Linked DNA regions of Mus musculus: all the other regions are linked to region 6. A link is a loop called in an ENCODE intact Hi-C map of the cell type or tissue named here. Cell type or tissue: heart. All regions are shown on one strand. Region 1 holds the start of Etaa1 (Ewing tumor-associated antigen 1). Region 2 overlaps Vstm2a (V-set and transmembrane domain containing 2A). Region 3 holds the start of Gm39584 (a long non-coding RNA gene). Region 4 holds the start of Sec61g (SEC61, gamma subunit). Region 5 holds the start of Cnrip1 (cannabinoid receptor interacting protein 1). Region 6 holds the start of Fbxo48 (F-box protein 48).

Evidence for each region. A loop is a pair of places that touch in the nucleus more often than their neighbours do. Peaks named below come from ENCODE experiments on the same cell type or tissue, not always from the same donor. Only the 100,000 strongest peaks of a DNase experiment are listed, where the experiment ranks them.
Region 1: a loop joins it to region 6, with 11 times the contacts of the local background. A loop is called at or near these places in 2 of 42 quality-filtered maps.
Region 2: a loop joins it to region 6, with 2.7 times the contacts of the local background. A loop is called at or near these places in 2 of 42 quality-filtered maps.
Region 3: a loop joins it to region 6, with 2.6 times the contacts of the local background. A loop is called at or near these places in 2 of 42 quality-filtered maps.
Region 4: it touches region 6 in a loop (4-fold over the local background); 10 of 42 quality-filtered maps call a loop at or near these places.
Region 5: a loop joins it to region 6, with 3 times the contacts of the local background. A loop is called at or near these places in 5 of 42 quality-filtered maps.

Annotation. Positions count from the first base shown.
Region 1 is chr11:17,951,162-17,956,161 of GRCm38, forward strand. It overlaps Etaa1 (Ewing tumor-associated antigen 1), which reads right to left and starts at 2,714. Exons shown (of 6, transcript NM_026576.4): 1 at 2,402-2,714; 2 at 1,417-1,542; 3 at 1,091-1,167. The coding sequence starts at 2,633. Etaa1os (Ewing tumor-associated antigen 1, opposite strand) reads left to right here and starts at 2,809. Exons shown (of 3, transcript NR_131915.1): 1 at 2,809-2,924. In heart, a CTCF peak has its summit at 2,699; a DNase peak (open chromatin) is centred at 2,770; H3K4me3 peaks cover 1,976 bases; H3K27ac peaks cover 1,294 bases.
Region 2 is chr11:16,259,512-16,264,511 of GRCm38, forward strand. Vstm2a (V-set and transmembrane domain containing 2A) reads left to right here. Exons shown (of 5, transcript NM_001290539.2): 2 at 344-510; 3 at 1,927-1,977; 4 at 3,403-3,739. Among named protein-coding and RNA genes, the nearest start is that of Vstm2a, 4.3 kb to the left of the region's middle. In heart, a CTCF peak has its summit at 1,934; no DNase peak of the experiment used is centred here; H3K4me3 peaks cover 1,273 bases; H3K27ac peaks cover 343 bases; H3K27me3 peaks cover 1,651 bases.
Region 3 is chr11:16,792,424-16,797,423 of GRCm38, forward strand. All of the region lies in intron 1 of Egfr (epidermal growth factor receptor), which reads left to right. Gm39584 (a long non-coding RNA gene) reads right to left here and starts at 1,026. Exons shown (of 2, transcript XR_872254.2): 1 at 1-1,026. In heart, a CTCF peak has its summit at 2,815; a DNase peak (open chromatin) is centred at 2,848; H3K27me3 peaks cover 566 bases.
Region 4 is chr11:16,505,305-16,510,304 of GRCm38, forward strand. It overlaps Sec61g (SEC61, gamma subunit), which reads right to left and starts at 3,180. Exons shown (of 4, transcript NM_011343.3): 1 at 2,800-3,180; 2 at 1,069-1,168. The coding sequence starts at 2,889. In heart, no CTCF peak of the experiment used is centred here; a DNase peak (open chromatin) is centred at 2,927; H3K4me3 peaks cover 2,438 bases; H3K27ac peaks cover 1,840 bases.
Region 5 is chr11:17,049,193-17,054,192 of GRCm38, forward strand. Cnrip1 (cannabinoid receptor interacting protein 1) reads left to right here and starts at 2,667. Exons shown (of 3, transcript NM_029861.3): 1 at 2,667-3,156. The coding sequence starts at 2,978. In heart, no CTCF peak of the experiment used is centred here; a DNase peak (open chromatin) is centred at 2,639; H3K4me3 peaks cover 1,445 bases; H3K27ac peaks cover 829 bases.
Region 6 is chr11:16,948,187-16,953,186 of GRCm38, forward strand. It overlaps Fbxo48 (F-box protein 48), which reads left to right and starts at 3,224. Exons shown (of 4, transcript NM_176982.2): 1 at 3,224-4,278; 2 at 4,956-5,000. Eldr (Egfr long non-coding downstream RNA) reads right to left here and starts at 3,096. Exons shown (of 4, transcript NR_110425.1): 1 at 2,834-3,096; 2 at 2,696-2,744. In heart, a CTCF peak has its summit at 796 (motif pointing left); a DNase peak (open chromatin) is centred at 3,085; H3K4me3 peaks cover 2,233 bases; H3K27ac peaks cover 2,319 bases.

The sequences.
Region 1 (5,000 bases), 1.0 Mb after region 6:
TAAGGGCTACATCTAAATCCAGCGACCTCCCTGATTTTACAGTGTTCCTGGATGATTTTCTAAGTCGTTAAGAATACTAAGAAAAGAAACTGCAAGAGGGAAACTTTTTACTACGGACAATGAAGAAGCACGGTAGAGATATGCACAGTAAAGCCCTTGTGTCTGGCTCAGAGTGAAACGCTTCAGCAAAGCCTCTGCCATGTTTTGGTCAATCAGTAAAGGCTGAGAAACTGTTTTGAGTCTGCTGAAACCTGGAAGAAATGTCTCGCTAGTGAGTCTGCTCATTGTGAGCTTGCTGGCAGCTACACCAACCTTGGTCCTAAGACACTCCTGGCACATCTTGAGTTCTTACTTTTGATTATGGCTGGCTGTGGCCAAAAGGGATGGAGATCTGAGTGGGCTGTCTGCCACAGGCAGCTGGAACCTTTCCCAGCCCCAATTAACCTTGCATAATGTTTGAATAAAGTAACTGGAGTGAGCTAGCTGGGTGTCAGTCTTTCCCAAGAAAGCTGAACCCCTCTGCTCTTTCGAAAATGAAGATTTAGCACCTTGGTGAGCTTCTCTCTCTACTGTGGCACTTATGACTGACACTAATCAATAAAGCACAAACAATAAAAACTTCAGTACACCATAGCAACTAACTACATTATTTAAGGAATAAATAACCTAGAGATGACTTAAACAATTGGGAAGGAATGGAGGCTAGCTTTGTGGCAGAGCACAGGCCCAGTAAAAGTGAGTCCCCAAGTTTGAGTTTCAGCATTATCACATGAATGAAAGAATAAATGAAGAAAAGGAGAGACAGCCACACACAGGGTACCATACAAAACCACACCACTTTATGCAAAGAACTTCACAATCAGGAGATTTGGTTATCCAAAGGGGTCATGAAACCATCTCCCATGGATTATGATATATGACCATATTGCACATTCTACAGTTTGTTCCTTTTTTCAAGGCATGCAGTCAGAAAAGCCAAATGTAACCTTGGTTGCTCTATAAACATGTTACTTTACATATGAAAGAACCACGCAAGTACACCACATACAATCTTTGCTGTTTGATAAACTATGAGATTTGCCATACTTACCTGAGGAGCAATACGGTTAACAATATGTGAAATCTCATCACTGTATGCACTGGAAATCTGCTTTTTTCTTCCTTTACCTAAAGAAACAAGACATTTCTATGAATTTTAGACCAAGAATTCTAAAATCAGTTGTCACTTTTTAGGAAACAATTGTAATCAGTACAACTTAATGACTCCACCCTAGAATCAGACAGAAAAATCACACATGAGGTTCTAAAAAACAAAACAAAAAACCCAAAACCGTTGTATTATGATGTTACCAGACTAAAATTTTACCGACAATAATTCTTCAAGCACCTACCCACATAAAAATAACAACAGATTACCTAACTGCTTTGTCATTGGAGAATTTTGATCCCAGAAGATATCAGTTTGTCCATCTGGATCATTTGGAGAACTGAAGGTACAGGATAATAAATCCATTTTCACGATTTGTACTGGCGTCTCCTTTCCTGCATAAGATGACAATCATTGCTTCTAAGTGTTACGTTACTTCATAAAAGCTAAAGTCAAACAATTAATTTTCATGTCCAATACAAAGCTTGTCTCCTAAAGACAGTTACTTTAACCACAATAGAAATGTTTCAATGAAAATAATATCTTAATACTTCATAAGTTTAGCACTGTAGTTAGGAAGTGTTCTTTGAAAATTCCATAGGCCCAGGAATGATACCATCTGATCACTGAATTACTATCACCAGGCTTTAGGTACCTCCATGACGTCAGCAGATGTACAGGAAATGCATCCAAACAGAAAGCCAAGCTAAACTCTCACAAGGCCCCTCCTGTAAACTCGACCCAATTTTTTTTTTACTCCATACACCCCAAAACCAATAGTGATTTGTTTCTAGGGAAGCTCTGTCTAGAATCACTTGAAGGTTTACAATGTTATTTTTCTTTCCCAGCCTCGTTTTATTCATAGCAGAAACAAGCAAGGTAACAGACATTGTATTTTACGGACACACCCTAGGATAGAGGTTATGAGTTTGGTCCTTATTGGGATAGATATCTCTTAACTCCAAGTTTACAGAAATGAACGCGCCATCGGTTTGCTGGGCTAACCGGATGTTACACCTAGCAAGTTCCGGGAGCACACTACGGTTTCTGAGGTGGCCCTTTTTGCAAAACAAAACAGCGAGGAAAACAACAACAACCAGCGTAGGTGCCCAGTTTCCGGAACACAGTCCACGGCACAGGCCCCGCCCACAACCAGACGTTCAGAAAAGGCCCGGTTTACCGGACTCGGCTCTGCAGCCCCAGGCCTCCCGCCCGGTCTGCACCGCCAGGCTCCGCTCCCCGCCCTCTCCTCACCCCGGGGACTGCGCCCGCCGTCAGCCGCTGCCTGCCGCTGCGCCCGCCGCGCAGACCGCGTTCCCGCCCGGCGGAGCTGGGAGCTGCAGGCCGCCCTGGACTCCCGCAGCCACGGCTCTGCCGCCGGGCGGCAGTTCTTAGCAGCCGCCCTGTGCGGCGTGCTCCTCCGGGCAGGGCTGTCCGCATGCTTCCTTCGCCGACTCATTCCCGTGCCACCGTCCTTCAGCTGCATTCACATTTTGCTACAGCGGAGCAGGGCAACTGCTCGACAGAGAGCCCGCGCGCCACCGTGCAGCGCCATCTTTGCAAGTCGGGCGCGCAAAATACGCTGCTTCTAATTGGCTGCCTCCGTCTAGGGGCGGGTTACTACGCATGGTGCGGATTGGCTGCGTCAGTGTGAGGGGCGGGGTTAGAAGGCTGCGGCCAGGGCTGAGGAAACAGGAGTTTTCTGAGGTCTACCATCAGACTCGTCCAACTTAGCAGGAACTGCAGGACCCTTTTCTGGATCTGTGACAGGAACTTGGTATGTGAGACAGTAAAGAGTTCATATACAATGACAGATTCTTATTGAATTTAAAATTTAATTGATTATTTCTAAGATTCAAATGATGGTGTGTTATTCGATAATATGAGAAAATAAAGACTATAGTTTAGGAGGTAATAAACGCAATAGTTCATAGATGTTCTGTTATGTGCGTAGCTCCAAAATGTAGGAAAACGTATTAATTTAATAAACTAACAGTCGCTGGAAACTGTACATGCAAAACAGAGCTGTCATCTTAGTAGGAATAAAATAGTGTTTATTTTGAATCAAGTAATAATTTCCATGGCCAGGGAGCATTGATTCAGGTTGGCCTAAAAACATGTTTCAATATAAAAGCAATCGCACAGACTTTAACAGTCACAGAACAAAAAACAAAGCATTTGCCAGGCGCTTTGTTGGGGACAACAGGTAGTAGGTGGGTTACAGCAAAGCAGGAGATGATTCGTCCATAGGCTTTAGGTAAGGATATAATTTATGAGACCCATCCTTTCGTTGATGGAAGTTAGTGATCTGGTAACAGTGCATTCCAAAGTTTTTACCTGCTAGCCTTCAGGATGCCAATCCTGACAGCTGGGTCCTTAATGGCTACTTAGGGCACTAAAGATAGCCATAAAGATTATTTGGTTTTATATCTGTAACACTCCAGTTTCCTTATCATGAAGTGTGTCTGTCTTTTTGTTTTTCAGACAGTGTCTTATGTGTGCCCTGCCTCCTTATTTAATGCAGTCTCGCTGTGAACTCCTGGTCTTCCTGTCTCAAGCTTGTCAGTGCTAGGACCACAGGTCTAGGTCCTGAACAGAATCATCAGCGTAGTTGTGCCTTCTTCCATGCCCCAAATAAAGTGAAACTCGGAGGTTAATTGTGCTTTAATAGATTAGTAATAAACCAAATTCTAAGTTTTTAAAGAATATGATTTGCGATAAATAGTAAAACAAAAGAGTGCCAACTCTACAGAGAGAACTATAAAACACCTTAGAAATAAATTGAAGGCCAAAATAAAAAGGGCTATGCTGTGTTTGTGGTCTGTGTCACTCACTACTGTTAAAGAGTCAATTCTTCCCAAACTGGTGTATAGTCAGTGCTGATGCCCTTAGTCTCAGAGCGGGAGGCACATGCCTGTGCAAAGGGAGGATACCTTTACTCTAAGACATGGAATGAAAAAGGAAAAAGAGACAAGAAATTTCTTGATCTCTTGAAGCATAATGAAGCTGAATCTCACCCAAATGTCAGGAGAGTGGTTAAGACTTACAACAATGTTCTAGCGGTGAAGGGACAGACAAATAAATGGATGGGACAGATAAAGTGCTTAGGTGGAAGCACTGACTTACACCTAAGTACAGGCTTTGTATAATACAAATAAAAGCCATTTAAATAATGAGGAAGGACTATGGGAGATAAACAGTATAGCCAGATGGAATGGTAGCTCATATGTGCAATCCTCCCAGCATGCAGAGGGCAGAAGCAGGAGGATTGAGAGTTTGAGGCCACCTGGGTTATATTGAGTGATCTTATCTCAGAAAATACAAATGATAACTGAAAAAGTACATTTATATGTGTATTATATATATGGATTATATATAATTTACATCGATATGAATCACACATGGAAAAAAATGAGGTGACTTTGTCTCAATCCATATCCCTAAATCAAATCAAATTGGTTCTATTTTTAATTGTAAAATAGTTTTTATTTTATAAAATTATGTATACTGTCATCATGACAGAAAAAATATATTTATGCCAATAAAGACACAAGAGGCAGAAACTGAGGTAAAACCTGCTAACTAAGCGATGTAATTTTATTTTCTTAACTATTTACAAAACATCTATGTACAAGCCTGATTCTACAACTAAACTGCTAGCTCTTTAGAAATACTGTTCTATCTGTATCATTCTATGAAGCTAATCTACCTTTCTCTTGATGTCTTCCAAACCCAAGAGGGCTTCTTACCTCTCTTTTCTAGAATACTGTTTTATCTGTGTCCTGCCAGCTGCTTCTCTCCTGATCCTGCAAGCCCAAAGAGAAAATCCTTACTACCAGGAGCTTCTTCCACA
Region 2 (5,000 bases), 690 kb before region 6:
AATGCTGCAATCTGACAAAAGATGTTTGATTCTAACTCTAGGCATCTTGGCTAGCAACAAGAGCTATTGGCAAGCTCATTAACCTTTCCATTATCTGGACTTGATCAACAACAAAGTGATTTAGGCACTACACCAAGAGCAAGACATGCAGAGGCAGAACAGTGGGGATGGGGAGGCCCACAGGGGTGTGCTAAGGGCTTGTTGTTGCTGTTTTTCTTTTCTTTTTTCAAGGCCCACGAAAAAGAAAGGCCAAGCAAACAAAAACTTGTGTTGAGTTCTCCAGGAAAGAGACATTGGCAAAGCTGGTGTAGATACACCAAAACGGTGCATTTTTGTCTTGCAGCAAAATTTACCGAGTTGCCGAGAAATGTGACTGCTACCGAAGGGCAAAATGTGGAGATGTCCTGTGCTTTCCAAAGCGGCTCTGCTTCAGTGTACCTGGAGATCCAGTGGTGGTTCCTTCGGGGGCCAGAGGACCTGGAGCAAGGCACGGAGGCTGCAGGCTCGCAGGTAGCCATAGCTCAAAGCCCACAGAGCCCCCGCATGTCACTTTGTTAGTTCTGTGCAGGTCTATCTAATCATTAGCCAGGGACCAAGGCACTGCCCATGGGGCTTCCTTGCGCTGGGAGAGTGAGCAAGGTTGAATTTGTCCTAGTGACAGTAAGTGAAAAACACCTAGGAAGTCGCAGGATCTGAGGGAGACTTTCCCAATTTAGACTGGAATTAAACAGCTCTTAGTAACGGGTATTATGGAGCTATCCAAACAGGCAGTGTGTCTCTGATACAGCTCAGGACATTCTCCCACCCTCCACCAGCCTTCTGTTTTCCCAGCATCAAGAGGGATGTTCCTCCTCTCCTTTCTATTCTCTTCTAGTCTGTCTGTCTGTCTGTCTGTCTGTCTGTCTCTTTCTCTCTCTCTCTCTCTCTCTCTCTCTCTCTCTCTCTCTCTCTCTCTGAAGGAGTGAGAGAGGCGGGCAGGAGGGAGGGAGGGAAGGAAGGCGGAGGTGGGGAGGGGGAGGAGAAAGAGGAGGGGAGGTAGCAATGGGGTAGACATCAGAAAATAAAGGAGAGGCCCTGGACTTGAGAGGAAAGTAGAGCAGGAGATGAGTAAAGGAGGGAGAATGGAAGAAGAGGAGGAAGGAAAATCTAAAGAGAAGCTAGAAGAGTCGTGGTAAGAGCGGGAACCCGGAGGCCCACGAAGCAAAAGGGACTCGGACCTGAGACCTAGAGGATGAGAAAGTCTGTAGAAGAGAGCTGCGGACTGGTCAGCAGCGAGAGCAGAGATATGGAAATTCTTCCGGAAAACTTCTATCCTCACTCTTGTCCTCGCCTGGGTTCTCCGAACCCGCAGGCCAGGCAGACTGAACTGCGAGGCACAAGACCTGGCAGCGCTTTAACGCTAGCACCGGGCCATCCAAGGGGAGCACAGCCTTCAGGGATGCGGGGCACCACAGGGACTCTCCAGAGTGTCTCTAAGATAGAGGAAGCCGCCAGAACCTCGGTTACCCTTAGTGACCGGGAACCGGCGACCATGGGAATGCTTGGGGACGACAGGAACTCTCCAGGGTGTCACTAGGACAGAGGGGACCACGGAGACCTTAGGAATTCTTGGGGAGAGCCGAGGACTTAGTGATGCCCAAGGAAGACATGGAGACCCCGGGAACTGCTTGGGAATCTGGCGCGGGGACGGGGAAATTCAGGGATTGTTCCAGGGAGGGACAAGGGAGGCAATCCAGCCCCTAGCCTGGCCTCGGGACTGAGTGCGGTTGGGACCTGGGTCGTTCTTCCGTCTCTTAAATTGCTTGGTTTGAAGCGTTTCAAGAAGGGAAGACGGGATCTCTACTAGCAGTTGGGGCGCTGCAGTATCGCGGCGCCTGGGACTGAAGAACTCGGGCGAGGTTGAGCATTTGCACCCTTGTCCTACAGGTGGAGCTCTTACCCGACAGAGACCCGGACAACGATGGGACCAAGATTAGTGTGAGTGTCACAGGGACCAGCGACAGGGGGCACATCCTTTAGTAAACTACCAAGCAGATCCAAGATGGATATTAGTAGAAACGGTTTTAGATGTAAAACCGTTTAATTCATTGAGCTTGAAGAGGTAACTTTACAAAATCAGAATGAGAGACAGTTCTCTCTTTATACCTCATTAAATCCCTAAAAAATGAGTCAAATTTAGAGTCCATAAATAAAATTGCATGTTTTAACCATGTAAATAATTACAAATTTGCCATAGTGTTATTTTGTTAGCAAGTAGGATTATTGCACTGTTTTTTAGTAATCTTTTTCACACTCACCTAACAATGAAGGCCTGCAATACTTCAACATTAATAATTTTAATAATTCAAAGTAATAGAATTATACCTACTCTCAATATAAAATAAAAATCTCAAGAAAACAAAAATGAAACCATCCGTTAGGACTTTGAAATGTAATGAAGTAGTGTAACTCAATTTGGATATTATTCATAATTCATGTAAAGTATTTCTAAATATTGTATTCAAATAAATCACAAAAATATAAAACCAAAGTAAATATACACCTGTTTTTAGCCCAAACTGGCCTGCTGATAATATAAAGATGTGGATTATTTGTAATAATTACAATAGCCATGGCTAGAATATCCTCCATCATCCTTCATTTCTATTTTTATAAAAATCCATCATATTCTTAAACCTGGCATATGTAATCTTTGAGTCTGTCAGTCATGGGTTGACATATAATATATATCAAATTTAACTGCATATATGTATATATAGAATACACAGTATATATTTAATATTACATTTTAGACATATGATCTTATTATTAATCTGGATAAGATTATTGGAGTAAGTGGGGCTGACCTCAGTTTTGAAAATCAAATCAATGTTCCATTAACAGCATCACAAGTTTATATAATGACTGGAGCATATTACTGAGCCTTATTCTGTAGCCTGAGTCCTGCTAGTAGGACTCAGTAGTAGTCTGTTAGTAGGCAATTTGGAAAAAAAAATTACTCTCTAAGTCTATAAGTAGTGTTTTCAGTAAAGTGCACCCTCTTTTATTAAACTATTATAGCCAACACTCCCACTACCCCTTGCCCCATATTTGAGGGAGTTGTCATATAGCTGTAAAGAAGAAAAATCTATGCAGTGTTTCATCCAGCAGAGCCAACCAGGCAGAGATCAGTCTCCTGTTATGACAGTCTGGGAAACGAGGACAGTAGAGTCACTCTGGCACTGCTAAAATTGCACTTATGACCTCTCAAGTAGGCTTGCTCATAGACCAGGATAAATAATGACCTTCAGGTTTGTTCTACGAAGCCAATAAGATGCTTAAGTTTCCCAACATTAGTAAATTTAAAGGGTGGGAATAAAACCCTTTGATGTGAAACTTTGTTTTTCACCTGCAATTTTTCAGACAGTGAAAGTCCAAGGCAATGATATCTCCCACAAGCTTCAGATATCCAAAGTGAGAAAAAAGGATGAAGGTTTATACGAGTGCAGGGTGACTGACGCTAACTACGGGGAGCTTCAGGAACACAAGGCCCAGGCCTATCTGAAAGTCAATGCCAACAGCCATGCTCGGAGGATGCAGGCCTTTGAAGCCTCACCTATGTGGCTGCAAGACACGAAGCCTCGAAAGAACGCATCATCGGTGGTTCCCAGCAGCGTCCACAACTCTGCCAACCAACGAATGCACTCCACCTCCAGCCCTCAAGCGGTAGCCAAAATCCCCAAGCAAAGTCCACAATCAGGTATGAAAACGCATTTTGAGCCTTTCATTTTATCACTCACAACCCTGCTACCCAAAGCTCGGTTCAGTAGCATAGAGAGATTATTATTAAATGGCTTTTCAAATAGGAGACTGAGTTCGATTGAAATAAGGAGACATGAGCCATTCAGAGCAGGAGGCTGGACGTTCAGGATGAGTTTGCTCCATTAATCCCTGGCACTGTTTCATATCCAGGGATCTGAGAGCTGCACCCTTTTGTTCTCCCCCTTCTTTCTGTATTTACACACTATAAGAACAATAAATCATGTAATGTTGGCTCCATTATAAATGCATGTTCATTTTCTCTACAGATTTATGTATCAATAATGACCCAAATTAAGAGGCTTTCACTTAATCAAAATGGAAATGAAAAAGACTCACCATAATCATCCATATATTTAGTGACCTCTGGCTTTAAGCAGAGCTATTCTCCAAGGGCTTTTGATTTTGAAGGAGAAACTTCAGCTGCCTGAGATGAAATTGATGGTGATAATGGCAGGAAGTAGGGGGGGGGGTGGGCAAGGAAACAGTGCAGAGATAAGGCAGCTCCTACAAATGTGCCTTGGATGCCAATTTGGAAACTTAGTCACACATCTCTCGAGTCAGCTGTGCAAGTTAAAGTAATTCTGAACAGCATTAACTTATGCAATTGTTCCACCAATGGAAACTCACTCTACTTCTAACCTTGATGTGGGATAAAGGCTGGCTGTGTTGAGCAGGCTTGTACAAGACCCCCAGCTGTCCTATTTTCTCAAACGCTTTGCCTAACACAGGATAAGGGGAGCATCATACCTGATATACATGGAATCACTTGTTGTGATGAGTTATTGCTTCTTTCTTTCCACTTGCAATTTTTCTGGTAGTGAAGTCCAAGATAATACTATCCACGGAAAGCTTGAGATAGCCAAGTGGGGTTTATGCCATGAGTCCTTACAGAAGTGCAGGGTGACTGAAGCCAGCTATAGGGAGCTATAGCAGCACAAGCCCGGGCCTACCTGAAGGTCATTAGCAATAGCCAATGCACACTTCTAAATTCTAGCTTGTTAATATGGTTAAGAAATATAAGTGCCAGGTCTAGGGTATAGCTCAGTTATACATCACTTTATTAATTTGTGTAAAGCCCTGGATTCAGCCTCCAGCATCCTAGAAAAAAAAATCAATCAATCAATAAAAACTAATAAAATTACGTATGCCAACATGCATCTCCTCTTTATGCTTCTTGTTTGAATAGACATGATGTAGAT
Region 3 (5,000 bases), 160 kb before region 6:
TGAAACCCCAGAGCTCTGTGTTGAGGTCATCATTTCAGGAGGCGGGCCTAAAGCTGGAGTTCTAGTCCCCACCACACATTCCTGTGTGAGTACAACAGAATGAAACCCAGTATAAGGTCAAAGCAGAGGGAGGCTGCTTATGTTCAAAGAAAAGAGATAGTCAGCCAACTGCAGGTTTCATATTAGCACCAAAGAACAAACTAATTATAAAGCTCCACAGAGACACAGTCCACATGAGAAGACCTTTTCCACTCCAGCATTAGCTCTGTACAACAGTGGTAAGAGGAGAGGGGAGGAGCAGAGAGAGGGAGACGTTCTGTTTGGCATGGGGAGATCTTAGGTGAGACTGCTAAGTCTCCTTGGATAGTCACCTCTTCCTTTTGCTACCATTTCTTCAGCAATATCAAGAGACTCAAGTCTTAGGAAGCAGTCTGAGACTTTCAGTTCCTGATTTGTTCAGAAGATGGATGGTAAAGTTTTATTTTGTGTGTGTGTGTTGTTTTAAGTGAGATGCTTATTTCAGAGAATGCAAATCATTTAAGTGAAAGTATGGTGGTTACTTTCTTTGTAAACTTCATTGCTTGTGTGAAAGACATATTCTCATTATTTCCCCTGTACTGTCATTGTCTTCAGAAATGTAAATGGGCTGTTTACAGTGCAGGAAGCTTCCCTGGCTTTTGAAGTTTTCAGAATTCATGTCCTTTGGGGACACACCAGCAATTATCTGTCACCTCTGAGGTCAGGAGGTCTGAAAGCCATTGCTTATGCTTTCCCCTTCCAAGAATTCCAGGCGGCCTACTTCCAGGGATGTTCTCACAAATATGCCATGTATTTATGAAACCAGAAGTCGCCTGGAGTTTCCTTGGCTGTGGCAGACAGCAATGCGGTTTGTGTCCTTAGCTGTGGCAGAGAGCAATGTGGTTCTTGCTGCTTTTCAAGCATCACACTTGAGAAGCTCATGAACACCAATACATCTAGTAAAACAGGTTTCTTTTGTTTTCAAAGGAGAACACTGCCACATGCCTTATCCCACCGTTCTCTGAACTTTGTGGCCTTTTTCTGTGCACCCTCTCTGGAGTCTTGAAAGCTCCAGTTTCCCCTCCTTCACAGCAGACAATACTATTCTTTATTTCTGCTTAGACAGAACATTGGTTTTGGTAAATAGCACGGTACTCTTTTGAGTCCCCCTGATATCAACTTACTTATTCTTTTTCAGCTGTTCAGAGCTATTCTGCTGCTTCATAGGACCATCGGGGCTTAGGATAAAGAGGAGTTATTCATTTTTAAAAGTTGACCTGTTTAGAGAAGAAAGAGAGCCAAAGTGAGTACTGATCCAATTTCCCTCACAAGTTTGGAATGTGAAGGCAGAGAGAAGACACATATAAAGGAGTGTGTTTTTAAAAGCATGAGATCCTGGGATGGAAGGGGGCTCTGGCTTCGGTTCCCTCAGTTCCTTTTGTAGAAGAAAATGCTCAGACTCTCTCAGAGGGTTTTGCGAATGTCTTCTAGTACTGTTGTTAGCAGCATTGGTGGCTTCCCATGCTGATCTGAGAAACAAATTGACACACATATGAAAGAAGAAGTGACGTGCTGGAAGACATCAGAGCTGCAGAGAGAACAGGCAGTGTGTCCCGATGATAGGTCTTAGAAAGAGCTCATTTATTCATTTCATAAAATTTTCATTTATTCAATGGCAACATGGCTACAGACATACCACATAGGGTTCAGTAGCTTAGGTCTGTGTCAAAGCTGCTATCGGTAGATGTGGAGACAAGCCTGGATCTGAATGTTGGATCTTTCCTTGTGCCTGAGTGGCCTGGGATCTCCCTCTTGCTACCTACTCACACTGAACAAATAGTGTGTAGGCAGGTCTCAGTTTCTTAGGAAGTAGCAGAAAGGAATCCAGGGCATAGACATCACTGCTCAAAAGTAAGAGATGGGGGAAGAGACCCATCGTTCTTGTTCTATTGGTGTATGCTGGAGTGGAAACTCATAAAGGACATGACAGGATACACTTGTTTCCTAAACTGTATACATTTTTTTTGTTAGGCATTTATGCCTAAGAGAAAAGAAGCGATTGTTTTGAATGTATGTTACATTTTCTGTTACCTTAACTCTATTTTACCCAGTCATTTCTCAGTGATAGCCAAAGGGCTGGGTCCTGTGGTACTACAACTATCCTGAAAGACCTCTGTTTTCCTTGCTAACTCCTACCATTGAGCCCCACAAGTCCTAGGGTGCCCCAATCTAGGGATTGCTCATATTTTGCTTTTAAAAGGGAGTTAGAGAGATAGCTTGGACCTACTACAATATAGGAGTCTGTTTAACCCTCTTCCTTGAAGCATATCCTGTACAGATGGCACAGCCAGCATAACCTGCCTCCATGACTCCTTTCAGACTTCAAAAGCTCTTCCTTTCTTAACAGTCTGTGTTAAGCACATATCCAGAGCAGCACACGTGTATGTGTATGCACATGAGCACCTGGAGTTCACAGAGACTCCAGACAGACATGTTTCTGCTTAAATACAGAGAGGTTTGAAGTCTGTTTTAAATTGATGGAGAATCACCACTCTTTGCAGACTGTATCTGAAAGAGAAAAAAACATACAAAAAATAATCTCAGCATATTTAGGCCACATTAACTATGTTCCAGTGTGCTGCTTATCTGTTTAAAGACAATTACCACAGTTTTCTGGATGAGGCAAGACAAAATATCCAGTAACTTAGCAACATAAACAGAAAAGAGCCAGCACTACTACAGATTTTTCTCTTGGGCTGGATCACAAAGTACTGGCAAGAAAAAAGCTGACAGCCCTAGCCTTGTCCTGCTGAGGTCACTGTGGCCAGGGTAGTGTCCTGTGCACATGCTGCAGTGTCACATGCACATTGTCCCAAGTTCCCAGCCAGCAAATTTTCTTCCCTTGGTGCTGAAGATGAAACACTAAGTTTCACATACTATCTAACTCTGAATCACACCCCAGCCCCATTGCCATGGCCCTAAATAAAGCTCTCCTTTTGTATGTGACCCACAAGAATGTAAATTAAATGTTGCATATAAAGTTAAAATGCAAACTTCCTTTCCAATTTGTGTTACATCTGTCGAGGATCAGAAGCTGTTAGCAAAGTAATTTGGACCTTTTGTTCAAGAAACTTCGAATGGGCTTTATCCTTACTTGACCCATTCAAGGTAAGTCTCTTGAGTCTCAAGGCGTTGTACAGAGATAAGAGAACTTGTGCTTACACAAATAAGGTGCACACCCCAGCTTGCCTAGTTAGTTGCTAAGGGATTGGACAGTAAGTGCCTTGAGCCACGTGCACCTTTGCCTTCTTGTTGGCACCACAGACGTAATAATATTTATTACTTGAAGGCAGCGGTTCTCAACTTTTCTAATGCTGTGACCATCTAATCCAGTTCCCTATGTTGTGATGCCTCTCAGCCATAAAATTATTTTCATTGCTAGGTCATAACTGTAATTTTGTTACTGTTATAAATCATAATATAAAATGTCAATGTTTTCTGATGGTCATAGATGACCCCTGTGAAAGGGTTGTTCAACTCCCAAAGGCCAAACTGTGTTACTACACTTAGACTAGGAGTGCTCAGGCTTGACTGTACCTTATCTCTCCTGGGAGCCAACCCTCTGGCTACCTGACCTGTCAGTCATCATTTCTCCTCCTGAAGAATGACAAATATCTGACATTAAAGGTCCCCACCCCATTATTTAACCAGTTAGTCACCTTTGAAAAAATTTTTTTTCTGAACATTGAAGGAATCCCTTCAGTGCAGCCACATCCAGGATGAGGCAGGGGGAGACTTGATCTAGAACGTGGCACAACATGGTAGATGAGAAGATATTTGGGGGGAGAATAAAATCAAGTATCCCTCAGAGTGTGTGCTCTTGGCATGCTTGTATGGGAGATGCTTGCACAGTAAGTACGTCAAAGGTGCCCCCAGTTTGGACAACTTCCAAAATCTACCAACAGGAATTTGAATGCACCTTGTTTGGTACACTTCTTTCTGAGCTAAGTTTGCCCTTCCCTCACAGGCACTGTACACAATCTGCATGCTTTATGGCTGCTCCAACAGCCCTCAGGCATGGGTGCAGAAATCCTTAGTGCTGGCTTATTTATGGTTTTTAATTCTTCCGGCGTGTGAGTCTGCTTTTTGTCATTCCTGTCACATGTGGGCTCTTCTGAGTTGCATGCTATCTTCCCTGTGATAAAAAAAAAAAGCGCACCAAATCCACACACCTTCTCAGACTCTGAGTCACGTTTTGACAGTAATTTCTATTATGGATCCAGTAAGAACTTGGGGAAGATCAGTTTCAGTCTGCGACTTGATTTTTAATTCCCTTCCTGGTTGATCACTTAACCTGGTGCATTAATATCCATGCTCCATTCTAGATGCCTTGAATAAGAACTGCAAGTTGTGAGAAAGTTTAAAACAAACACTGGCTCACTATGGCCTTCCGTAGTTAGCTCATGTCAGAAACAAAACGTGTAAGTGGTGATCTCACACTTTCTCTCCAGTTGGAAGGCATGGGACGTTTTTCCAGAAAAAAAAATTTGTGGATAATACAGATTTTTAAAAATCATCTAACATTATAAAAATATCTCCTCTCTTCTCCACACTCCTGCTTTTAATTTCTATGTATAATATTATTAGGGAATGTGTAATTTTTCTAATGCATATCTTAACATCAAGGGACATTTTTAATCAACTAGATTAACTGGCAATGTCAAGATTATCTTGTCAAATTAAGAAATGATGTATATCAGTCAAACAACTAAAAAGTTCTGGGAAGGTCATTTTTTTTTAAAATGTATTTTCGTTCAGAAATTAATTCAAAATTAAAGCCATGTTATTTTAGAGCTCTGTTCTGGAAACTGTTGGCTATAACCATCATAATAGTGGAAAATCAAAAAGGGAACTTCAAGAGACTTTCAGTGTCACTAAACACACTTTGTCAAGTGCTTCAAATTTTTAAAGAGCAGGTATAG
Region 4 (5,000 bases), 440 kb before region 6:
GGTGTATTTCAGTCCTATTCTATCTCCTAAGGACACGTTCTCTGACCACCTCACCTAGTTCAACTAGTATGCGATACCCAGATCTCCTCATTCTCTTCCTTCATACCTCCACCAAGGCAGAATTAAAATGATTACTGTAATGATTGGATGGCCTTCCCTGACAGACCCCAGCTGCGTGAGAATAAGGGTCAGTATCAATTATTGTATTTACATAATCAATGTGTGCTGGCTAGTTTTATATCAACTTGAAATAAGCTAGTCATTTGAGAGAAAAAACCCAACTGAAAAATGCTTAACATCCAGCTGTAGTCAGACAAGCCTGTAGGGCATTTTCTCAATTCATGATTGTGGAGAGAGGACCCAGCCCATTGTGGTACGCCCTGGGTTCTATAAGAAAGTAGGCTGAACAAACCGTGAGGAGCAAGCAAATAAACAGCATTCCTCCATGGCCTCTGCATCAGCTCCTGCTTCTAGGTTCCTGTCCAGATTCAGTTTCTCCCTTGGCTTCCTTCAGTGGACCGGGATTCAAGATACATAAGCCAAATAAACCCATTCACCTCCAAATAGCCTTTGGTCATGGTTGTTCATCGCAGAGAACTAACCCTAAGAGAGTATGTGACTCTATTATAAGAGTCTGCCTTAAATTCTAACCCAACCAATTCACAAATTAAAGTAGACAAATCTAGCACACCTATGAAACTTTGACATAAGAAAGTATCGTTACTTTGTAGGGTATAATAACTACTGCATTAACTTCATGTTGAGGTTTTATTGACTCGCGAGCAGAGCAGGGAAGCTGACCAAGTTTTCACACACTAGAAATATGGAAGGCACTACACTACAACTAACTTAAATATGGTATGTATGATAAGGCCTGAATAATCTCATATCATAAAGAAAAGCTTTAAGCAGCTTGCTAAGAAGGACATAAAGACAGGGCCACGATAGTGGCAGCAGTGCAATGTTCCTTTTAACAGTGTGCTAAGCAAGCGCTCCATCATTGAGCTGACTTCCAGGCCTGCAGAGATTTAGTGTTTTATCTCACTCTCAAGACCAAGATAGTATTACCTTTTCTGTCGGGTTTGGTGCATCTTTTAACCAGCCGAATTGAGTCCTTTACAAACTGCCGGCTGGGCTCCACAAACTGCATTACCTGATCCATGTTTGTCTGTTTAAAAAATAAAAGCAAAAACAACACACTCAGTAGTATTCTCTCACATATTAGGACTTATTGAGTTATACACAGAGGCAGCACAGTCCTGAATTCAATTCATAAAGAAAAAAGCTCTTCCAAGTTCATAAAGAAAAAAGTTCTTCCAAGCCTAAATTTAGAGTGGTTTTATGATATACAAGAAAGCACGAGACTCAAACAAGCGAGCACTGATCTTACCAATGTTGTTATCCTCCCTGGCAAAGGATCATACACTCATTAAAGGATTCTCTCATTACAAGATTAAGCAATAACAGCCCCCTTTCCTATCAACTACATTCATCTAACTATTCCGGCTAAGAAACCAAAAAATAGTTACGCTTAATACTACTTTTTAAAGTTCAAACTATTGAAAACTTAGGATCTACTACAACAAGTTCCAACTATGGTGTAACAAGAGCCTAAAATGGAGGCAAGAGTACACTCCAATCAAGTTGCTGGAAGTCATGCCCATATAATATATTTAAGTAAAAGTAGATTTCTTGGGGTGGGCAGACAGATGAATATTCCAAACAACAAAAATTGGCAAGATTCAGATTCTGCAAAGCCTTCAGCTAAATGTTTAGGTTTGAATATTTTGAGGTTCTTTTGAAACTCTATTAAGAATACAACGACTCTGAGAGCCACTGGTAACGGAGCCACAGTATTTGTACTCCATTTCCAGGTCTTAGAAGTCAGATGATAATTACACTCTCTAGCTAGAAAATAGAAGCCCTGCTGGGTCCCAGTTTTAAGCCGTGAACAGTGGACAAATAGCTGAACCACTTAAGGTACACACTAAGAAATCAATTCACAGCCTGATACAGAAAGCAAAGGGACGCCTGTTTTCTCGGTGTTTCATTTAGCTGTTCTTCAAATCCAACAGCCCTAAAACCACTAGACCAACCACTGCACTCGCTGTTAGAGGAGAGCACGAGTCCACTAAGACTTCTCGATGCTGACTACTGATCAAACACTTTTACTTTAAATTTCGACACCTGAACACAACTTCACAAGAGGTTCAAAGCATCAGGCTCTGGAAGCCACAAGAGACAATGAGTTCACCAACAGTGTGAGGATGTTCAGGCAGGGGATGTTCAGGGAGAAGGCTGAACCCTAGATCCAGACGCTAAGCTCTGAGTTCGTGAACTTTTGGAAACCCTCCTCCTTAGAGGTCTTGACTGGCTAATTCCATCTGAGGCTACGTAGGTAGAACCTGTGCCTGGATTTTGCCCTTTTCATAAATGAATGGCTCTCTGTCCACCTGTCCATCAGCGACCCGGCTCAGCCAACTTGTCCACAGTTCTGCAGCTTCCAGGTCCAGCTCCTGGCCTCCAGGCTTATCAAGGACGTCCTCGTGACCCCAGCCCGTGGCCCCTTCGCCGCCCCTTTCCCCGGGGGTTCCTTTGATCTCCACGACCCCCAGGCCCGCTCATCTCGCGCCCACTTAGATCCCGGCCCCAATCATCCCACCGGACGCTCGTACCTCCAGTTTCTTCACCTCCCCTGGTCCCTCCGTGTCCCTGGCCTCCCATCCCGCGGCCCCTTTGTGCCATGAACCCTAGACCAGCTTTCCCCTACCTACCACTCATGAGAAAATCCTTACTTACTGGATGGCGGATTGAGAGCGTAGAGACACGTAGCTCAGGAGAGAACCGAGCCCAACGGAACCGGAAGCTGGCAACCCACAGCCCGCCCATTCCTCCTTTCAATTGGCTCTTCACGCAGAGACGTCACTACGCCGGCGCAGTGCTACGTGTGTTTCTCCCGGCTTCCCGAGCAGAGGCCGACCTGAGCGATTCGGGTCTCTCCAGCTGAACGGGCGGGCGGTGTGGGATCTTGGTTCCCGATTGTTCGCCTCCCGGTCTCGGGCGCAGCCTCTCCAGCAGCCTCTCCAGCAGCCTCAACGTAAATCCACGAAGTGTCGCTAGTTAGTTAGTGAGTGAGTGTCTGCGCTACAGCTATGAGTCTCCCCGCTGCGCATGCAAATAATGTCACTGATCAAAAATGAAACAAACATCTCAGTATGAACGACCTAATTCAAACTATTCTCCATTCCCGGAAAATGACTTTCTGCTTATTATTCATGGGAATATAGAGGGAATTAAGACCGCCTACCTAGAACTTTCTTGTCCCCAATGAGGAATTAGATGTACTGCTGGTACTAACAGTCTCTGAGTGCAATACATTTGACATTTCTGAGTTAAGATTTGTTGCTTGGATAATCTTGATTGGCTCTATCAGTAGGCTTTGAAGAGTTTTTACTTCATTTCACGTGCAACCTCGGGCAAGTACTGTGAAACAGATTACAATACTTTGCTTTCATATGGAGCACAAACCATAATTCTACCATTAGTATCTAAAAGACCTATAAAAATTTTCTTCCAATCACTAAAAAAGATACAGCAGGTTTGCAAGTGTCATGAAGCACTACCTTGAAACATTAGTTCTTTGCTATTTGAAGGAGTTGTTTTTGTATATTCAAAATGAGCAATTAGAGTTTCTTTTTTTAACTCAGCTTGCAGCCATATATTGGGAAGTGACAACTGTCAATCTGGCATAACTTGGCCTTTGGATATAAAAGGGGTTAATGCAGCTACTGTATTATAACATTCTTATGTTTTTCGTGGTTGTTTCAGTATAAGTACGCATCTATAAATCTATCACTTGAGAATAGGAGGTGTGTAGATGTTCCAGGTCACCCTTAGCTACATAGAAATTTGAAGGACAGCTTGGGTTATATGAAAAACGTCTCAAAACAAAACAAATATATATATACACATTCAAGCCCAGGATTAAACACTGCAAAAAGATAAAACAGGAGAGTGATTCATATATTAATGATGTTTAAAGAAACACAGAATCCATAAGAATTCAGGAGAAGTGGAACTGAGTAAAACAAAAAAATATGATTTTTAAAACCACTAAAACAGGGCAGCTAAATATAGGTGACAAACTTCTAGCATACTGTGAAGGATTATCCAAATTAGGTTACTTACTGGCTGGGTTTTTGTGTCAACTTGACACAGCTGGAGTAATCACAGAGAAAGGAGCTTCAGTTGAGGAAATGCCTCCATGAGATCCAGCTGTGGGGTATTTTCTCAATTAGTGATCAAGGGGGAAAGGCCCCTTGTGGGAGGTGTCATCTCTGGGCTGGTAGTCTTGTGTTCTATGAGAAAGCAAGCTGAGCAAGCCAGGGGAAGCAAATCAATAAGAATGATTGGCCTCTCCATGGCCTCTGCATCAGCTCCTGCTCCCTGACCTGCTTGAGTTCCAGTCCTGACTTCTTCAGTGATGAACAACAGTATGGAAGTGCAAGCTGATTAAACCCTTTCCTCCCCAACTTGCTTCGTGGTCATGATGTTTGTGCAGCAATAGAAACCCTGACTAAAGCTGGGCATGGTGGCGCACGTCTTTAATCCCAGCACTCGGGAGGCAGAGGCAGGCGGATTTCTGAGTTCGAGGCCAGCCTGGTCTACAAAGTGAGCTCCAGGACAGCCAGAGCTATAAAGAGAAACCCTGTCTCAAAAAACCAAAAAAAAAAAAAAAAAAAGAAACCCTGACTAAGACAGTTACCCTCCCACCTAGTAACCCAGGTTACCCTGAGAGTTCATCCTGTCCTTTTCCAGAGTCTATGTGTGCATTTTTCCTAGGATCCTGTGTATGCATTGCTTTGCATCTGTGTGACAGTTCCCTGTGTAAACTTTGGTTGGTTCTCACCAGGTTTTCAGCCCAGTGAATGCCATGTGACTCTGTCTCCTTTTCTTTTAGACAGTTCTGGTAGTATTCTTCTATTCTTCTGCTCAGGTTT
Region 5 (5,000 bases), 100 kb after region 6:
GTATGAGACACTCAATGGTTTGTAAGTATTGTGTATGTATATGCACAAAAATATATCATGATATTTTTACATTATAAGTTTAGCTGGCCAAGACAATTTTTACCCAATAGCCAATAATCCTAATGGAACTGGCATTCTATTTAAATATATAAAACAGTACTTTAATATCTTAGAATATTTAATATTCTCAAAATTATCATTATTAAAATATGAATTTTAACTGAAGACCTGAACTAATAATCAACAGTATTAGAAGTTAACGTCCTCCTTTTTATTGGCTATTGTTCAGCACTTGCTTAGAGATAATGCAGCATCACATAAAAACTGTTAACATCGTATGCAGGTATTCATTCTCCTTCTTAAGTCGTTTCTTTCACATCCTCGTTACTGCCCAGACCAGATCATTTTGCCCTTTAGCTGCAATGTACAGAAAGTATTGTATGATTTTTAACATATGCATACTCACTGAATACTTCATAAAGTTCAAAAACCTGTCTTTCATCCCATAATAGTTTCAATGCTTAAAAAGACTAATGCTCAGTGTGGTAGCAATGTCAAAATGAGTCAAGAGTGATACAACTTCTATGGTAGAGTAGTTTGACATGAAAGAGATCTTGAGGCAAGTCATCCAAACCTCCAATGGCAGGAAACACTTTAAACTCTCCTTTGCTCTGGCTCCTTCTGGTTCTCAGCCTAAGGCTTTCAATGCTAATAACTCTTGCCTTGACTTCTCCATCACATGGCTCTTTCAAGACATCTAGTCAAGGATTTGTTCTCCTAATACACCTGGATCTTAGAAAGGTGGATCCACAGGAATTGTGCTAAAGAGAGGGAGGAATAACTGCTTCTTTAGTAGGGAAATCTACTTTACCTTCCAGGTTCCATTCTCTGTGCAGTTGCTCAATGGCTACCACAAAACTCTGTTGGGTCTGTTTACCTTTCTAGGAAAGGCATAATTTTTTTCCTCTTTCTTCTCTTCTTTTCCTTTTGGATGCTAGTCAGAGCCTACATATGCTTTCTCTGGTACTATGGGCTTTTCCCCTTTCTCTCATGCTCCCCTCACCACTTATGAAGCTACATGGCTGACCTCAAAGGATCTTAACTTAAACAGCATAGATTTTCTTTCTCTTCTCCATCTTCCTCAAGATTATAGCTAGTCTGCCCTAGGACTTTTCTTTTAAGTTAAAGGTTGCTCCCAAGATTCAAAATAAATGATAAAACTATATAGACATTATTTACAATTAGGTTTGCACCTCTTTGCACTCACCATAGGTGAATCATTATGAATCTAAATACTTTTAGATGTGGAAGAATTCACATATGACCATAGTTAAAACACAGCAATAATTCAAGTCTCTCAACATTTTGGGGACATGTCTGATGTTCCAGGTGATGTTTTGTGCATGTTGAAGATTTAGTAATACGTAAAATAGAGAAAAAACCCACCCTTGTGTTTCAAATCCTGTGTTTCCACTGCTCATCATGCTTGTAATTAAGTCTGAGCATGGGTTAGACAATGTAAAATATGATGCACCTTTAAAATAGTTGTATAGCAACTGTAGTTTCGATATGTGAGAATTCATTCAACCATTCTTTATGCTGCTGGGTCTTTTTTCAACCATTCATAGATTGGCAGTCCATTTAGGTTTTGTTTTGATTTTTTTGCTAACAGTTACAATAAACACCAATACCTCAGAATCATTTTTATACATATATATATATAGCTTATTAACTAAATAAAAGTAGCCTAACCTGTGTAAGTACAAAGTTGCAAACAACCGCATCTGTCCCAATGGGAGGCATCAATTGTATCCTGCATTTCCCAGGTATGAGGTGGAGCCTATGGTACTATCCACCTGTGTGGTGCTGAAGAAGGAACTCATTTTTCTCCGTCAGGAACTCATTTCCATGCACCTAGTCTCCCTTTGCTGCTTGGCATCTTCAACTGTCAACCACCATCTATGAGAAAGCCTTTCAAAATCATATGTAGCGTGCAAGCGCAGACTCTGCACTGTCATATGAAATGTTCTGCAGTAGTTCTTTGACTCATCCTTCTTAGACATTGTCACTACACCTAACTCACCAGACTACCTTACTTTTTACAGAGTTGGTCAGACTCACCCTTCCAGATTTGTGTGTGTGTGTGTGTATATATATATATATATGATTGATTATAGTGTCAATTCTAAGCCAAGATATGTATAATGAAAATGAAAATAGGACTCTCTCAACCTGTCCCTGCTCCCCCTTTCTCCCTAACCGCATCTGTCTTTCTATCTCCACCTAATCTAGTGTAATTTCCACTCCACGTGAGATGAGCTCTGCCTTCGGGGCCATTTGTCCTTGCTCTCAGTAGGATGCACTCATTTCCTGAAATTTAAATCATTAGCTAGCAGTTTCCTACCCCGTTTCCTGCCACTTGCCTCCACTTCCCCTCTCAGTCACTTCACACCAAACCTCAGCTCAAACCCTCCAGAAAGTGAATCTACATCCCTTAGGGCCTAGACTCTGGGGTCTCAGCTCCTTGTTGTAGCAATTAATCTTGGTCCCAGGGCCTCTCCGCCCCATCCTCCTCGCATCCGGTGCTGTTCTAGGAGGAGCCTAAACGTCAGTCCTGCTGAAGGGGATTGTGGTGCGTAAACAAGATTAACTCTCTAGCCCCCAGCAGTGCTGATTTGCGGGGCAGCCTGCCAGTCCAGTCACTGCGAGCCCTCGCGTGCGTGCAGGGCCCTGCGTGGGGAGCGGGGGATGGGGCAGCCTGCTGCCTCCATGCTGTCTCTTGGGCCGGCTCCTTTTCTGAGTGTAGTGGAGGGCCACAGCTGCTTCTCAAAATCTGGGGTGGACAGAGGCGACCGCTCCTAGCTGTGGCCTGCATCCATCCGCTCTCTCTTCCTCCCTGCTTGTCCCCTCCGCCCAAAGCGCCGCAGCAGCTCTCTCCAGCCTTCACTGTCCACCACTCCAGTCTCGGTTGCCAACTATGGGGGACCTACCCGGACTCGTGCGCCTTTCCATCGCGCTGCGCATCCAGCCCAACGACGGCCCTGTTTTCTTCAAGGTGGACGGGCAGCGTTTTGGCCAGAACCGCACAATCAAGCTGCTCACCGGCTCCTCCTACAAGGTGGAGGTGAAGATTAAGCCCACAACACTGCAGGTCGAGTGAGTGTGGGGCGTGCCGGGTGGTGGCAGGGCAATAACATCCCGGGTATGGGAGGAGCATGGAGGCTCCAGGGCATCCCTATCCTCCACTGGGCCCTTCTAGTCTCTCGAATGCTCAGCAGGACCTGGAATGAGGGCAAGAGATGAACGCCCTGCCCCTAAGCTACTCCCCCTCCTTGAGCTTGTAGTCTTACATTCCTGATTCCTTCCACCCATTTCAGTAAATCCCTTTAAATCTGCGACAAGAATCCAAGGTTTGGAGGCTTTTGCTGCTGTTGTTGTATTTTAGGGTTTGCTTTGTTTTGATTTCTTGTAAATCTCTCTTTAGTCTACCTACAACAGAGAAACATAGGTAGACAGGGTGGGGACGATGGTAGAAAGACATGGAATGTTTCAGGAACCACAATCCCGTCTCTCCTCTGCTGGATCCTGCAATCTCTCCTGCTTCTGCTGACAATACGGAAGTGGAAGTGGGAAGAGAGGCTGAGGAGTGAGTAATCTCAGTGGACAGATGGTCCCTGGGTTCCCAGAAGGATGCTCTCCAGTTCTCCCTTCCAGGGTTAATGTCAGCGGAGGCATCAGGCACAAATTAGAGGGCACTGCCTGTGCTGGGCTCACCTTTATGGATTTCATACACTGTGCCTTTTCTTTCTTTCCTGGCTGAATTTTTCAGTCAGCCTGGTCAGCCTAGTGTTGATCTCTGTGGTGGTTAACAGCATCTTCACAAGAAGACTGTAGAAGAGAATGGTGGCAGTTAAAAAAAAAAAAAAAAAAAAAAAAAGATCACATATGGGTCTTAGTTTCTTTTCCTATGGCTGTGATAAAATACCCTGACAAAATCAGCTTACTGAAGAAAGGTTTTGTTTGCCTCAGTTTTGATGTTAGAGTCCATCATGTCAAAAAGTCACGGCAGCTGCAACTTTCAGAGCCGAGACCAGAGAGCAGTGAACTGGGGCGTGCAGGTCAGCGCTCATCTGCTCCTTCCTTTCCATTCTGTCTAGAGCCCAGCAGCACACTTTTAGATGGGGTTTCCAACCATGATTAAACACAATCAAAAAACCCCACACAGATATGACCACAGACTAACCCGGAGAGACAATTCTCATTGAGAATCCCTTCCCAAGTAATTTTACATTGTGTCAAGTTAACAATTGAAACTGTCACAGGGTCCTCCTCTACTGGCTCACCTTTCACTCAAGCACTGTGTCGTCTAGTTTGTAAGAAGGAATAAAGCAACATTTATGACCCTAACATACTCGAGGGAAGAAGAGGCTTTGAAACAATCAGATACTTTCAGTTAGTTTGAAGTAAGTAAACTTATTTTATTTAGCTCGCTACACATAAAGATTTGTAGCCACACTTGGACTGTTTCTGGTGTTCACACACACACACACACACACACACACCTCCATCTCCCAGCTCCCTGTACCCATTGTCCTCACCGTCCCTAGTTGTCCCCGAACTTGTGTCCAGGCTTTCCCCCCTCTTATGCCCTGTAGAATGTTGCCCTCACTTTCACAGTTTATTTTCCCTTTCTTTGGGGGTAATTTTCTAGATTTCAAGCTAATCTGAAAGCAGATTAGGTGCTGGTAAGTTTTTCTTTAATTACATTTAAGTTGTGGTAAGGATTTCTTCAGTGCTCTAATGCAGCGACTCCCAGATTGAGTTTCTATTAGAATTTGCTGAAGAGCTTGTTGAATGATAGTCAAGTTGTGCTCATCAGAGTTTCTAGTGCTATGTTTCCAGGGTGGAGCTTTAATGTTCATATTCTGATGGGTCTCCTGTTGATACCTGGACTTTGCCCTGAGAACATTTTTCCTCATCTGAATGGATGACATCACTGA
Region 6 (5,000 bases):
TGTAAACAGTAGTGTGTTTGTCAGAATTACATCAATACAAATATCCAGTGCCTTCTAAGGTACCCAACAAATGCTGATGGTTCTTTATATGTAGCTTTCAGCGAAGAGTCAGCATGTTGCAGAGGTCTTCCTTCATGTTAGAGTACTTTGTAATGTATTGAGACTTTTATAAAAAAAAAATGACATTTTCAAATACTCAATGTTTAGTCTTCCAACCTATGAATGCAATAATCCCCATATTAAGTTTCACTGAATTTTTAAAAAGTAAGAATGTCAGTTTTGATGATACTAACTATGCTTCCTCCTAATTCCTCTCAGGTTCACACCCTAGCTCCCTTACTCCCCTCCTCCCTCCCCCCCCCTCTCTCTCATGCTCGCTCACTTGCTTGCTCTCACTCTCCCAGTTGGTGCTATCATTTACTCCTGAGTATGGCTATCCTCTGGTTGTTGCTTGACCTACCAAATGACACACTGTTAAAGAAAACTGACTCTCTCCTCAGAAGCTATCAACTATATATAACTCCCCAGTTAGGAGCAAGAGGCTCTTGAATTAACCCAATTCCACCCTCACCATGGTACTCTAAAATGTTGACTGGCTTGACCTAGTTAGTATAGGTCTGGGTGGGGGGGGGGAACCACAGCTGCTGGAAGTTTATGTGTTGCAGTCCTGTCCTGTCCTGTCCTGTCCAGAAAACAGTTACTAAATTTAACACTGTTACTAAACTTAACTTGGAACTTGGGAAAACAAAACAAAACAAAAAAACCCCGCCAGTAAGTCAATGGTGTCCTCTGCTGGTCAAGGGTGGCATGTACAACATAAAGTTTAGCTGAGGTAAAGATTCAGAAATGGCAGGTTCAGAAATAGTCTACAGGAGCATGAACTCAGAAATGAAAACTAATTCCAGTCAGCAATGGAAGAGCAAGAACTTTAAGCAGAACCCTGGAGAACCACTGCTTGCTTGTCTTGGCTTGCTCAGTTTGCATTCTTACACAACCCAGGACCACCATATGAATGATACTGTGCTACATCCACTCCAGTAGTGACAAGCTCGACAGGCCCTGAAAACCTGGGTGCTGTTCCGAGGCGAAAAGTTCACGGAAACTTAGTCTCCTGGAATCGTGGCATCCTGTATAAAGAATGCTCCAATGCCCTTGCTTTAGTTGGTAAACACATCTGTGTGCTTTCCCTTAATATTGATTTATTACAAGTGCTCCTACGGATTGATATTTTGACATATAGCTAAGTTAGATTCTAGGCAGTCCTTGATCCGACCTTGGGCATGGATAGCTAAGTCACTGCCCTATACAGGAATTTACCATTATCTAGGAAGATGGAAGTTTGTGATCTAAGAAGTAACCAGAGTAGATACTTAGAAATATGGATAGCTGAGTTACACCCATACACAAGTATTTACAATGGCCTAGGGGGAAGGTGGACTATACAATAGACTAGAATAGGAACTGTGGCAAGGGCACAAAGCCCTTGACCCTGGCTTCTAAGATTAAGTGGGCCTTAGGTGGAGATGTTTTTGATCCCAGTTGTTAGCATTGAATTTTATCCCAACTGGTTCCTGCCGGTCCTTCCATGTTTGCATTCCTCTGTTTTGTGTAAGAATCCAGTAACCTCTTTGTACCTTGCCGGTATGTCACCCAACTTCCCTATTTTCTTCTGTATAAAAAGTTTGATGCTCGATTTGACAAATTACATTCAGATTCTACACAATCTCATCTGTCGCTTCTGTTTGTCATTCGCCGACTCCTTGTCCACCTGCAACCAGAGACCCGTTCCACACAGATAGGAGACCCAAAAAGGCGATAGTCTGCGGCAATACTGCCCACAGTGGGCTGGGCTCGCCATAGATCTATCATCAAGAAAATGCCACCATAAACTTGCCTACAGTCCAGTCCGAGTGAGACAATTCCTCATTTGAGGTTCCTTCTTCCAAGGTGTCAAGTTGACAAAAACCAACCAGCACACACCAAATGGTGCCCCCTTCCCCCCACCCCCCCACCACCACCACCACATACACACACACCATTTCCTCTTTCCTTGTATTTCTGACTCATATCTTCTATAGAAAGCTATAGGCTTTCTTATGCCAGCTAGTGGGATGTATGGCTTTGATCGGATTGGTGTTTTTTATGAAAGCAGCTCCCTTCCCTCAGCTCTCACCCCAAGGTCTGTTCCTTCTGGTAAGTCTCTGACTTCTTATTTCAGACATTAACTGGGAATGTGAAGAAGCTCAATACACGAGGTAGTCCGCTCTTAAATGTGTCTTCCCAGGGGAGTCACAGTTTCTTGAATCCATAACAGGGGATATTGAGCGTTTCTATGTATATATATGTACATCCTGGAAAGTTCCCCAGGATGCTTTCTGCCATTAGGCCTAAGTAAACAAGTATCTCTTAGCTTCAACATCTTTATAATCAGAGACATATAGAATGTTCAAACTAAAGGCCGTAAGGGTGTAATATGCAAAAGCAGTCTTAGAGAAATACAGAACTGCACGAAAGACTGGCAAGGGGTAAATGTTGAATGCTAGCAAATATCTTCTCTGGGAACAAAACTACAATGTTCAGCTAACTTAATAACCACATAAGCTGAAAGGTTTGCAATTCCATCGTATATAGCAGTCTCGGTAGTCCTTGATATTTCACTATATTTTTGCAAGATGCTACTAGATAGAATACATACCGCATCGAGCGTTAAGCTTCCCCGGGCAGCTCCCTGGAATGTTACTATGCTAAGAAACAAAGGAAATGAGTAACACGATATTATCATCAAAAAAAATTTCAACGTGAACTTTTTCAGCAACCTTTGTCGAGCACACACCTCAGGGAAGGAGCACCTAGTCAGGTTGCAGAGTCCCCTGGGGAGAGAGAGCCTTGGCGCTCAAACTCTCGGCCGTCTCAAAGCCCTCGCTAGCTACCAAAGCACTTTGGGAGTCCCGCCCTTTGCAAGTCCCGCCCTTTGTAAGTCCCGCCCTTTGTAAGTCCCGCTCTTTTAAGTCCCGCCCATGTGCCCGCTGTCACTCAGCGGGGACGCTGGACCTTGCAGTGACTTGGGCCTCCTTTCTTTCCTTCCCTTACGGTGATGAAACGCAGGGTAAACTACCAATCCCAGAAGGCACCGCGCATGCAAATGGGTGGAGCGAGGCTTGAGAGGGCGGGACATGAAGGCCTTCCGGAAAAGATTCAAATCCGGAGGACTGAAATCGCGGGAGGAGCCGGCACCGCGCCTTTAGGTAGGAGAGGCAGCTCTGCCCTTCCCTGCACAGGGACCAGCGTGCTCAGCTGTGGTCGGTCGCTTCTCCTGCCTGTCCTCACAGCACAGGGATGTGGTTGCGCTCGCCAGGACTGGTGTGGGCTCCCTGAGAACTAGTCTTGCCCGACGATGCTCTTTCTCGGTTTGCTCACTCCTAGTGACATTTGACAGGACGGTGGATGGAGGGGCTGGAGGTGGCCCAGAGTGACCGCTCTTCTCAAAGACCCAGGTTTAGTTCCCAGTGTCCACAGAGGGGTCTTGCCACTGACTGTTACTCCATTTCGGGGATCCCACCCCCCTTTTGGCTCCTGCGGGCAGCGCACGCACTGTGTGCTGAGACTTGTTTGCAAGCAAACCGGCAATACACATACATAGAAGCAGATCTTTGAAAAGGAGGTGGGAGGACCGCAAGCTAACGCAATATTTCCGCAAGGTTGGTTCAAAAAGAGGCGACATACAAGGAATAGCTTTCGAGGCATTCAAGAGAGATAATTTAGAAGATTCCTAGTGAGATTTTTGGGAATATGACCAAGGCACCACAGAATGTTCAATTGAAAAACTTCCTGCCTCTTGTGGAATTCCTTTGACAGAAGGAAAGATTTTATTCCTAGGGAGAGCCTGGGAGAAACAGCAAACATCTGAGTGTAGTGTAACCTCCTAATAGAAACTTAGTTTCAAAGATGACACTTTGCCTTTAGTTTGTACCAGTGGTAGGAGGGGAGAAGGTTCGTTGCAAATACTTGATCTTGTGGGTTTTGTCTTGTTTTTGCACACCAAGTTGCTTTCTATTTTCTATTTCTAAAGGAAGCCCCTGTTCAGTTCAGACATTACAGTTCTAACCACAACCAGTTTGGATCATAAACAGCCTAACCAAAGGTAGTCACCATGATGTTACTAACTACAAAGACTCGAGTAGTGCATCTGAAAAGGGAATTGTTAGTCACTGAATGAAGAGATATTTAGCTATACATCAAATGCCTATTGTATCCTGATTCTCCACCACAAAAGGAACTGTAAGTATTATAAAGTAGGTAAACACAAATTGTGCTTATATTGCAACATGGCCCAGGATGATGTGTGCAGCCTTGAAGCTTCCAGAAGCTTCCACTGTGGTCCTTGAGAACATTAGCTGGAATAAGGCTTTACATCTATAGCTATATACTATTCCTAGCTGAATTATGAACTACTTAGATTGTACTTGTCACTCAGTAATAGATTTGGGGACAGTGATCCTTAGCTCATAATTAGGCACATAAGATAGATTGATTTCTAAGACACCACTCTTGAAGTGTAATTGAATATATGAGACTCCATAATTATGGTCAGGACTTCATCCTGGACTATTTTGGGTAAACTGATGTCAAGAGTATGCACTTGTCCACTACATCCAAACGGTTAAGTAGTTCTTATACAGATTACTAAAGGACCAGCAGGTTTGTGACTCTGTTAGCTCGAAGGTGAGGAAACCAATGGTAAAGCATCAGTTCACATAGAGACTTTTAATAAACACTAAAGTAGTCATTATTACTAAACTCAGCAAATGTTTGATGTGGAGAATCATTCCCCCCCCCTTTTTTTAAAGATAATGTTCTTCTAGAACAGCAAGAAACAAAACATGTAGAAACCATGATACTTGCCAAGAACTAGTGTTCAAAGTGAAGGGAATGTGTTCATGGTCTCCCATATACAGGTCAGATGTTGGCCACTTGTTTTTACGCACGCCACCTGGCAGTCT